2 separate regions of the Homo sapiens genome follow, and region 1 is linked to region 2. Evidence: read pairs that join two places in POLR2A ChIA-PET (ENCODE). Cell type or tissue: HepG2. All regions are shown on one strand. Each heading gives the region's core, and the rest is flanking DNA. Links, peaks and the distances in the headings are about the cores only. Region 1 has its middle 7.7 kb from the start of LINC00845. Region 2 holds the start of LOC124902434 (a long non-coding RNA gene).

Evidence for each region. Peaks named below come from ENCODE experiments on the same cell type or tissue, not always from the same donor. Only the 100,000 strongest peaks of a DNase experiment are listed, where the experiment ranks them.
Region 1: POLR2A ChIA-PET joins it to region 2 with 5 read pairs; 3 of 35 experiments call an interaction of 5 or more read pairs at or near these places.

What each region holds. Positions count from the first base shown.
Region 1 is chr10:61,005,748-61,011,450 of GRCh38, forward strand. No RefSeq gene overlaps it. Among named protein-coding and RNA genes, the nearest start is that of LINC00845, 7.7 kb to the right of the region's middle. In HepG2, for the core only: no CTCF peak of the experiment used is centred there; no DNase peak of the experiment used is centred there.
Region 2 is chr10:61,064,565-61,069,564 of GRCh38, forward strand. It overlaps LOC124902434 (a long non-coding RNA gene), which reads right to left and starts at 3,376. Exons shown (of 2, transcript XR_007062154.1): 1 at 3,329-3,376. In HepG2, for the core only: no CTCF peak of the experiment used is centred there; DNase peaks (open chromatin) are centred at 277, 667 and 2,577.

The sequences.
Region 1 (5,703 bases), core at 704-5,703, 58 kb before region 2:
TTCTTTATTAGTTTTACTAGCAGTCTATCTATCCTGTTGATCTTTTCAAAAAACCAGCTCCTAGATTCATTGATTTTTTTGAAGGGTTTTTTTTGTATGTTTGTGTGTCTCTGGCTCCCTCAGTTCTGCTTTGATCTTAGCTATTTCTTATGTTCTGCTAGCTTTGGAATTTGTCTGCTCTTGCCTCTCTAGTTCTTTTAACTGTGATGCCAGGGTGTTGATTTTAGATCTTTCCTGCTTTCTCATGTGGGCATTTAGTGCTACAAATTTCCCTCTACACACTGCTTTAAATGCGTCCCAGAGATTCTGGTGCATTGTGTCTTTGTTCTCATTGATCTCAAAGAACATCTTTATTTCTGCCTTCATTTCATTATTTACCCAATAGTCACTCAGGAGCAGGTTGTTCAGTTTCCATGTAGTTGTTCAGTTTTGAGTGAGTTTCTCAACCCTGTGTTCCAATTTGATTGCACTGTGGTCTGAGAGACAGTTTGTCGTAATTTCTATTCTTTTACATATGCTGAGGAGTTTTCTACCTCCAACCATTTGATCAATTTTAGAATAAGTGTGATGTGGTGCTCATAAGAATGTATATTCTGTTGATTTGGGGTGGAGAGTTCTGTAGATGTCTATCAGGTCTGCCTGGTCCAGAGCTGAGTACAAGTCCCAGACATCCCTGCCAATTCTCCGTCTCATTGATCTGTCCAATATTGACAGTGGGGTGCCAAAGTCTCCCATTATTATTGTGTGGGAGTCTAAGTCTCTTTGTAGGTCTCTAAGAACTTGCTTCATGACCCTACCTGGGTGCTCCTGTATCGGATGCATACATACTTAGAATATGTAGCTCTTCTTGTTGAGTTGATCCCTTTATCATTATGTAATGGCCTTCCCTGTCTCTTTTGATCTTTGTTGGTTCAAAGTCTATTCTATCAGAGAGCAGGATTGCAACCCCTGCTTTCCTCTGCCTTCCACTTGCTCGGCAGATCTTCCCCCATCCTTTCATCTTGAGCCTATGTGTGTCTTTGCATGTGAGATGGGTCTCCTGAATACAGCACACCGATGGGTCTTGCCTCTCCAACAAACTTGCCAGTCTGTGTCTTTTAATTGGGGCATTTAGCCCACTCACATTTAAGGTTAATATTGTTATGTGTGAATTTGATCCCGCCATCACGATGCCAGCTGGTTACGTCACCCATTAATTGATACAGTTTCTTTATAGCATCGATGGTCTTTACAATTTGGCATGTTTTTGCAGTGCCTGGTACTGGTTGTTCCCTTCCATGTTTAGTGCTTCCTTCAGGAGCTCCTATAAGGCAGGCCGGGTGGTGACAAAAATCTCTCAGCATTTGCTTGTCTGTATAGGATTTTATTTCTCCTTCACTTATGAAGCTTAGTTTGGCTGGATATGAAATTCTGGGTTGAAAATTCTTTTCTTTAAGAATGTTGAATATTGGCCCCCACCCTTTTCTGGCTTGTAGGGTTTCTGCCGAGAGGTCCACTGTTAGTCTGATAGGCTTCCCTTTGTGGGTAACCTGACCTTTCTCTCTGGCTTCCCTCAACATTCCTTTCTTCATTTCAATCTTGGTGAATCTGACAATTAGGTGTCTTGAGGTTGCTCTTCTCAAGGAGTATCTTTGTGGTGTTCTCTGTGTTTTCTGAATTTGAATGTTGGCCTGCCTTGCTAGGTTGGGGAAGTTCTCCTGGATAATATCCTGAAGAGTGTTTTCTAACTTGGTTCCATTCTCCCCATCACTTTCAGGTACACCAATCAAACGTAGATTTGGTCTTTTCACATAGTCCCATATTTCTTGGAGGCTTTGTTCGTTTCTTTTCACTCTTTTATTTTTAATCTTGTCTTCTCTCTTTATTTCATTAATTTGATCCTCAATCACTGATACCCTTTCTTCTGGTTGATCAAATTGGCTATTGAAGCTTGTGTATGCTTCACGCAGTTCTTGTACTGTGGTTTTCAGCTCCATCAGGTCATTTAAGCTCTTCTCTTCACTGGTTATTCTAGTTAGCCATTCGTCTAACCTTTTTTCAAGGTTTTAAGCTTCCTTGCGATGGGTTAGAATGGTTAGAAGATGCTCCTTTAGTTATTGTTATTACTGACCTTCTGAAGCCTACTTCTGTCAGCTCGTCAAACTCATTCTCCATGCAGCTTTGCTCCCTTGCTGGTGAGGAGTTGTGTTTCTTTGGATGAGAAGAGGCATTCTGGTTTTTGGAATTTTCAGGCTTTCTGCTCTGGTTTCTCCTCATCTTTGTGGTTTTATCTACCTTTGGTCTTTGATGTTGGTGACCTACACATGGAGTTTTGGTGTGGATGTCCTTTTTGTTGATGTTGATGGTATTCCTTTCTGTTTGTTAGTTTTCCCTCTAACATTCAGGCCCCTCAGCTGCAGGTCTGTTGGAGTTTGCTGGAGCTCCACTCCAGACGTTGTTTGCCTGGGTATCACCAGCAGAGGCTGTAGAACAGCAAATATTGCTGCCCAATCCTTCCTCTGGAAGCTTTGTCCCAGAGGGGCACCCACCTGTATGAGGTGTCTGTCAGCCCCTACTGGGAGGTGTCTCCCAGTCAGGCTACATGGGAGTCAGGGACCCACTTGAGGAGGCAGTCTGTCTGTTCTCAGATCTCAAACGCTGTGCTGGGAGAATCACTGCTCTCTTCAGAGCTGTCAGGCAGGGATGTTTAAGTCTGCAGAAGCTGTCTGCTGACTTTTGTTCGTATATGCCCTGCCTCCAGAAGTAGAATCTAGAGGGGCAGTAGGCCTTACTGAACTGTGGTGGGCACTGCCCAATTTGAGCTTCCCTGCCACTTTGTTTACACTCTGAGCATAGAACCCCCTACTCAAGCCTCAGCAATGGTGGACACCCCTCCCCCACAAGCTCCAGTGTCCCAGGTTGATCCTAGACTGCTGTGCTAGCTGTGAGCAAGGTTCTGTGGGCATGAGACCTGCCGAACCAAGCATGGGAGGGAATCTCCTGGTCTGCTGGTTGTGGAGACCATGGGAAAAGTGTAGTATTTGGGCAGAAGTGTGCCGTTCCTACAGGTACAGTCACTCACAGCTTCCCTTGGCTAGGAAAAGGAAATCCCCTGACCCCTTGCACTTCCTGGGTGAGGTTACACACCACCCTGCTTTGGCTCACCCTCCGTGGGCTGCACCCACTGTCCAACAAGTGCCAATGAAATGAACAAGTACCTCAGTTGGAAATGCAGAAATCACCCGTCTTCTGTGTTGATCTCACTGGGAGCTGTAGACCAGACCTGTTCCTATTCAGCCATCTTGGAAGCGACCTTTTTCTTTTCTTTTTTAGAGACAAGGTCTCACTCATTTTCTTTTCCTTTTTAGAGACAAGGTCTCACTCTGTGGCCCAGGCTGGACTGCAGTGACACTATCATAGCTCACTATAACCTTGAACTTCCACCCTCAAGCCATCCTCCAACTTGGCCCCCCAAAGTGCTGGGATTACATGTATGAGTCACCACACCTGGTCCCATTTAGTCTTTTTTTTTTTTTTTTTTTTTTTTTTTTGAGATGGAATCTAGCTCTGTTGCCCAGGCTGGAGTGTAGTGGCCGTCTCTGCTCACTGCAACCTCTGTCTCCTGGGTCCAAGTGATTCTCCTGCCCCAGCCTCCCAAGTAGCTGGGATTACAGGCATGCACCACCACGCTCCACTAATTTTTTGTATTTTTAGTAGAGACAGGGTTTTACCATGTTGGTCAGGCCGGTCTCGAAATCCTGACTTCAGGTGATCTGCCTGCCTTGGCCTCCCAAAATGCTAGGATTACTGGTGTGAGCCACCTCTTCCGGCTGGTCCCATTCATTCTTTAAAGAATGTAATGAGGGCTCAGCAAATGGTTGGCATTGAGCATGGTGCAGGTAATATAAGGGGGAACCAGATAGACATTAGGAGCTTACATTCTAATGAGAGAGGAGACACCTGCTAAACAGACAAGTACAAAAATGACCAATTGCACCTTTGAAAAGTTGTGTGTGGAGAAATGGAGTGGTAGGAGAGCACAGCCTCTACGTGGTTTTAATTTTAGATTCCTCTTTTGATTTGAACCCTAGAATTATTTTTTTTTCTTTTTTTTTTTTCTGATACAGGGTCTTACTCTGTCACCCAGGCTGAAGTGCAGTAGCATGATCTCAGCTCACTGCAACCTCCGCCTCTCAGGTTCAAGAGAGGCAAAGCTGCTGGCACATGACCATGCCCAGCTAATTTTCATATTTTTTAGTAGAGATGGGGTTTCCCCAAGATAGCCAGGCTGATCTCAAACTCCTGGCCTCAAGTGATCCACCAGCCTTGGTCTCCCAAAGTGCTGGGATTACAGGTGTGAGCTACCGCACCCGGCGGTATTATTTCAAGCCAGCAAAGATTTTGATGTTGTTGTTATCCTTTCTTTCGTATCCCATATCTAATCCATTAGGAAATCCTGATACCTCCATCTTCCAAAGGTATTTCAAATCCTAGGTCCACTCTCTTCCAAACTAGCATTGTTTACTTGGATTTGCGAAAAAGCCTCTAAACTTGTCTTTCTGCTCTTAGTCTTGCCCCATAGTCTGTTATCCAGATAGCATTTAATGCGACAGTTTTTGAAAGTATATATCATAATTCTTGTCAGTCCTCTGCTCAAAAAAAAAAAAAAAAACCCTCAATGGCTTTCTATTGGTCTCAGAATACAATACAACAGGACCCTGTCTGTCAAGGCCTTACCTGCTTGCCACTTCACCTCTCTTACCTCCTTCTCTACCACTGTCCTCTCCTACATCTTGTCACAGATTCTCTGGCTTTCTTTTGCTCTTTCAACCTCATTCTCCTGTCTCTTGACCTTTGAGCTAGAACTCTTCCTGTTAATATTTAGAGTCTTGCTCCTCAGCTACATCAGATGTCTACTCCCATGTCTGCTATTGGAGAAGCAATCCATCACCACCCATTCTACAAATAGCCCCCTTTCTCAACCTCCTCATTCTTTGTCTCCTTAATTAATTTAGTTTTCCTTTTAATACATAAGTTAACATGTGTGTGTGCATTGTCTGCTGTTTTCCCCCTACAGTGAGAACAGCAACTTGGTTATAGTGCCAGGAACATAGAAAGCATTCAATAAATATTTGTTGAAAGCAAGCATATAAATTATATTATAGAATGGAGGTTTGTGTTACCACAAGATTCATGTGTTGAAACCCTAATCCCCAAATATGACTGTATTTGGAGACAGGGCCTTTAAGGAAGTAACTGGGCCCTGATCTGATAGTATTGGTGTCCTTATGAGAAGAGACATCTGAGCACTCACTCCCTCTCTTCATATGCATACACTGAGGAAAGGTGGTGTGAGCTGATACTGGGAAGGTAGTCACTTGCAAGCCAGGAAGGGAGCCCGAACTGAATCAGCTGGCACTTTGATCTTGGACTTTCCAACCTCCAGAACAGTGAGAAACAAATTTCTGTCATGTAAGCCACCCAGTGTATGATATTTTGTTATGGCAGCCCAAGCAGACTAAGACAAATTACAAAGAATATAGCACAAAAGAAACAAGGAGTTTAGATAGAATCTACACACACATTGTGTCACAAATCATTTCAGGATCACTCGTGCAATTGAAAGGTGTAATGGTGTGACCTTTAACCAGTAAATAACCCTTTGCAGCACTTCTCAGAATAATTGAGGCTTCAAGAATACTCTTATCTTAACCTGAGAGTACA
Region 2 (5,000 bases), core at 1-5,000:
GTGTGGTGGGAATGCTCCACCTGGGTGCGGGCAGTAGTGAATTCATTCTGTAGAGACGGCAAGTAGTAAATGCACTCTGTAGAAAGTTAATATCAAAATTGAGTAAAATCATCTGCTTCTTCTTAGCATCAGGTACCAGCAACTGAAAGAATGTCGGTGACAAAAGACTCCTCTATGTGGGAGGTGTCAGCTACCCCTGCCTAGGTGACCCTCCTGCACATTCACTATCTCCTAGTTTCTACTGCATTTACTATGGAATCTCCGTTAGAACTGCTGTCAGATTATGTTACAACTACTTCATTGTCTCTTCCTCACTCAGGCCATGTGTTTCTTAAATCCAGTGACAATGTCTTAGACACCTTTGTGTTCTCGGTGCTGAGCATAAGGCCCAGAGTAGATGTGTGGATAAACGAATTAAAATAAAATCCCAGAATTATTCTCTTTATATCCTTCCTTGGAAGTACTTCTTATTAATAATGAGTATGAATACCTTTGTGTTCTGAAGAAATTTTGTGAAGAATTATCTAGTATTTTAAAATTATGTAATTACACATTACAACCAGTGATTTCAAAACTGTATGCGGTAACTTTTAAAGATAAAATCTGGATAGCCTGAAGAATCTAGGGGCCTTTAGTTGAGTAACATCAAAGAGGCATATTCTGTAGAACTGCTGATAACATCATAACGACAATAAGCACCAGCTTTAGAGCTCAAGAGACTGAAGGCCAAGCTCTGGCTCTGCCCCATACATCACACACAGTGACCATGAACAACTTTTTATTATCTCTGGAACTTAATTTTCTCATGTATAAAATAAGTGCTGTTGAAAACAAACATACAAACTTGGATAGTGTTTAGCAAAGTGTCTGGTACATAATATTACTAATGATGACCAAATCTTGAAATTTTGCCCTAATTATTAGTATTTCAGAGATTTCTATAACAGAGTTATTTTAGAAATATAAAGTCATTTAATCAATTTGTATTATTTGTAAACATAAAAGTTTTCATGAGATCATGGAGTAAAAAGCCACCTCACAATGGAGAATTTTCCATAGGCATTACCTTGATTTTAGTCCGCTGCAATGTAAACTTTGCAGTAGGTTGACATGATTGTATGTTGAGGAGATAATTTCTATGTTGACAAGCGTTTAAAACATCATACATTTGGTAGAAATATTACCTTGTTTAGATTAAACATAAGGTTTATTTGAAATGTCCATAGTAGCAGCTCTATTATCTAATGTGATTGCCATTGGTGGATAAATTTGTCAGTAATTGAAAAGAGATTCGTGAAAATAAGATGCACATATTTTAAGTATTTATGTTATTTGTCAATTTTTTCTGATGAAAAGCCAGTGCCTTTCCTTTGAGTGTAGGTACACTGATTGGAATGCTCACTCATCTTTCTTGTATAAATTATACCCACAATACATTTTCTACTGTTTCTACTAGTTCCCATTTATTAAGAGCAGCGCTTGAAGTTAAAGACCATTGTAAAGCTGTCTGAAAGCAGAGTCTGTCTAAAGTTTTACAAATGTATCCTACTCTTTCATGGATATCTCACCCACATCTTATTGATTAATTTTCTTTCAAACTTGCTTTTATGAACTCTTTCTAATGTACTCAACTAGGTTTTTATAGAAACCAAAGTCTCTCTTTCCACATTCATATTTCCTCAGTCTGTGTGTATTTAATTGTGTAATTCTAATAGTAAACTGGCATAAACTGACTTGAGAAAAATGTAAGCAACTCATTGTAAGCATAAAACCCGTGAGTAGACATTCTAGAAAATAACTTACTAAGTGTAATTGTTCATTGTAACGTCAGTCAAATGTCTTATAGAAAAAATGGAGACCATGGCTCAGTCAGGTGTACTAGTTAGGAGCGCTGGGAGCGTCAGCTGGATTTAATTTTGAGAGCTTAGTTCCCCTCTATGAACTGAATTTTGCTAATTAGAAATGCCATGGGATTCAGAGCTTTTGACCCTTAAAATGTTTTAAACTTTTATAACCTTGTTGTAAGGTTATTTCAAGGCAATTCAATTTAAGATGTTGCTTAGTGTTTGAATTTTATCTTTTGCCAAGCAATTTCTCTTTTTATTAGGGCACATGGATCCTCTCTAATCCATGTGCCCTAATAAAAATACTAGCTTAAATTTAAAGAAGGAATTGGACAATCATATCCTGAGGAAACAGTATCTGCCAAACACTTGCTGGGGAAAAACACCAATAATGTCCTAATGCTCAACTGAACACTCACATCCCTAAATCCTTCCTGAGCAGCCAAGCTTTAAGAATACTTCCTGACACTTTTACCTAACTTGATGTCAAACGTTTTTAATGCAACTCACAGAGAACTGATCGTTGGTCAACTCACATAAGTCTCTTTTGGCCTCTGATTAATATAAATATTTTCTTAAATAGAAACAATTCAATGTTCTTTGTTTAGGCTGAAATCCCATATTTCAAAGGATTATGAAATAAATGTGTTTGCTATAGGGTAGATGAAAAGAAGATCTGACATTTGAAAATCTTGATATAATTGATCTGATAAATTCTTAACTCCCGCTGACGTCGATGAGAGAGAAGGGCATGTGTAAAGAGCCAGAGGTCACGTTTGAAGTATCTGAAATTTGGAAATGTTGCCAAGAGGGTTATCTAAACCTTACTGATGCCGCTCATTTGTTGAGCTGTTTGGCTGGGAAAGATAAAAATTTGCATGACTCTCTAAAATGTAACAGGTTAGATTGGTGCAAGTTTACAGATTTTTTTTTTCCTTTGTAGCATTTTAAAATCTGGGAAATTTTACAATTAAAGAGTGAAACAGAGGTTGATACTAGGCTTATGTTATTGCATGACAGCAAATGGCTGGAGCTAAGCAGCAACTGCTCCTATATAGGATCTTTCCCCTCTAATACCCTATGGTTCCCCCATTCCCATCCATAACACGTGCCCATAGCCAGTCATTTCTGTTACCTCCTGACAAATTACCCGTAAGCAGGTGAATTTGCAATTCCTCTCATGGACTTTAACTTTTTTTTTCTTTAAATGTAAGTTTTGTATACAAAGGTATACTTATCTAGAAGGATTAGGTTCTTCCAATGTAATGAATTGTTCCTTCTGCTGTCTGCATGAACACTTTCAGGCTGTTGTGTTGTACCTTAGTCTACTGCAAACACTCAAAGCAGAAGATGCCTCCCCCTGACATTAAGAATCCCAGTTTAGACAGATTTAAGAATTTACAGCTTTAATGCAGACGTGACATCTTGCAAATACATCTTCAGATGAATATCTCCCTAAACCCAAGGCATATGTGGTCATTTACCTTTTGAGTGCCCTGTGCATTCCTGGGTTTCCTGATTCTTCAGATTACATGCAATTTGCATTGTGTTTTCTTGGTGACAGTATTGAAGTATGAAGGGAACCCCAGGATTGACTGGGTTTTTGTCCTGATTTCCTGAAACGTCTGAACAGGTTGCCCTTGACCAATGTCCTTGTCACTAAGACTTGTTGATGGTGCTTCCCCAGTGGTTTGGCATAAGGAGCAGCAGGGTTGGAGATCATCCCGGAAGGAGAGGGGATCTGAGGACAAAGACAGACTAAAGATAGTGGGGAGGTTGGAGAAAGTGTGGCAAGTAGGATCAGGCCAAGGCTGCAACAGGAAAGGTACAGCTAAGGACAACAACTAGAGTGGAAACGAAGCTAGAAATGAGTGGAAAATGAAAAGAAAGAAGAGTTTTCTTGTCTGTTTTTATACTTACTGCTAAGGTCGGGCATTCATTTCTGCTAGATATGAAATGTGTGAACCAATCTTCATAACTGGGATTATATGGAAGCTAAAGAGAAAAAAATGATTTCTAAGGAAATAGACTTACATTTCTAGTTACTTAGAACCCTTCACACATATTTAAAGTTTTATTTTTGGTCATTAGCAAATGGAAGGATAAATTGGCTAATTAGAGTCTTATACTTAAGTGGCTTCCTAATCCTTAAATTCTCTTAGTCTGCAGACCAGTGTGTCTGTCCATGGGAGATTCCAGTATTAGTAAAGGTATTTCTTGTGGTCTATTTACAGCCCTCTTTCTGGGAACCCTGATTAGTACATATGATAAAACTGCTTGAAAAGGAATCTGTGCATGAAAGAAGGTGGGGAAATGGGCTGTGGTTTGACTGGAGAAAGCAGAGCTTATATGGCAAAATAGCTCACTTTTAAAATCCTCATATAAATAAAATGTTTTTCTTAATATTATTGTTTGGCTCTTTTCTCGGGTAAGTGCATGAACCATATATCTTTGACCTTGGCTCTAAAATATGAATTTTATCTTGCAAGAATGCAGGGTCACGGGTTATAGATCATAGGTTGTTTGAGGTGAAAAAGACTTAGAGATCTGCTAGTCCAATCCTTAATTTTATGTTCGAAAAAATGTATTCCAGTCTCTGTCATATTTAAATAACTCTGAATACATTGGAACATATGAGGTGATATATCTGTTTTAATTTATTTTTTTGTAGAGGGAACTTCTGGGGAGCCTTCTTTGCTCATGCTCTAGTCTAGATTTGTGCTTTCTGAGCCTGGGCACAGGGGTCACCCTGGGACTTCACTACCATCTTAGGACTTGCTTTGCCTCTCTCTTATGTGGGATCCTGAGTTTCCTTGTTTCTATGTCTTTCTCTTTTTTGGTTAATATATTCCTTTTGGTGGAGAACATTGTCCTGCATCTTTTAGAGTATGGGGGCATAGATGATAAAGGTTTTGAGGTCTCCCATGCTTAAAAAGTCTTTATCTCCACACTTATTGATAACTTGGCTAGATATATGTCTGTATTAGTTTGTCCTCACACTGCTAATAAAGACGTACCTCAGACTGGGTAATTTATAAAGAAAAGAGGTTTAATTGACTCACAGTTCCACATGGCTGGGGAGGCCTCACAATCATGGAGGAAGGCGAAAGGCACATATTACAAACTGGCAGGCAAGAGAGAGCTTGTGTAAGAAAC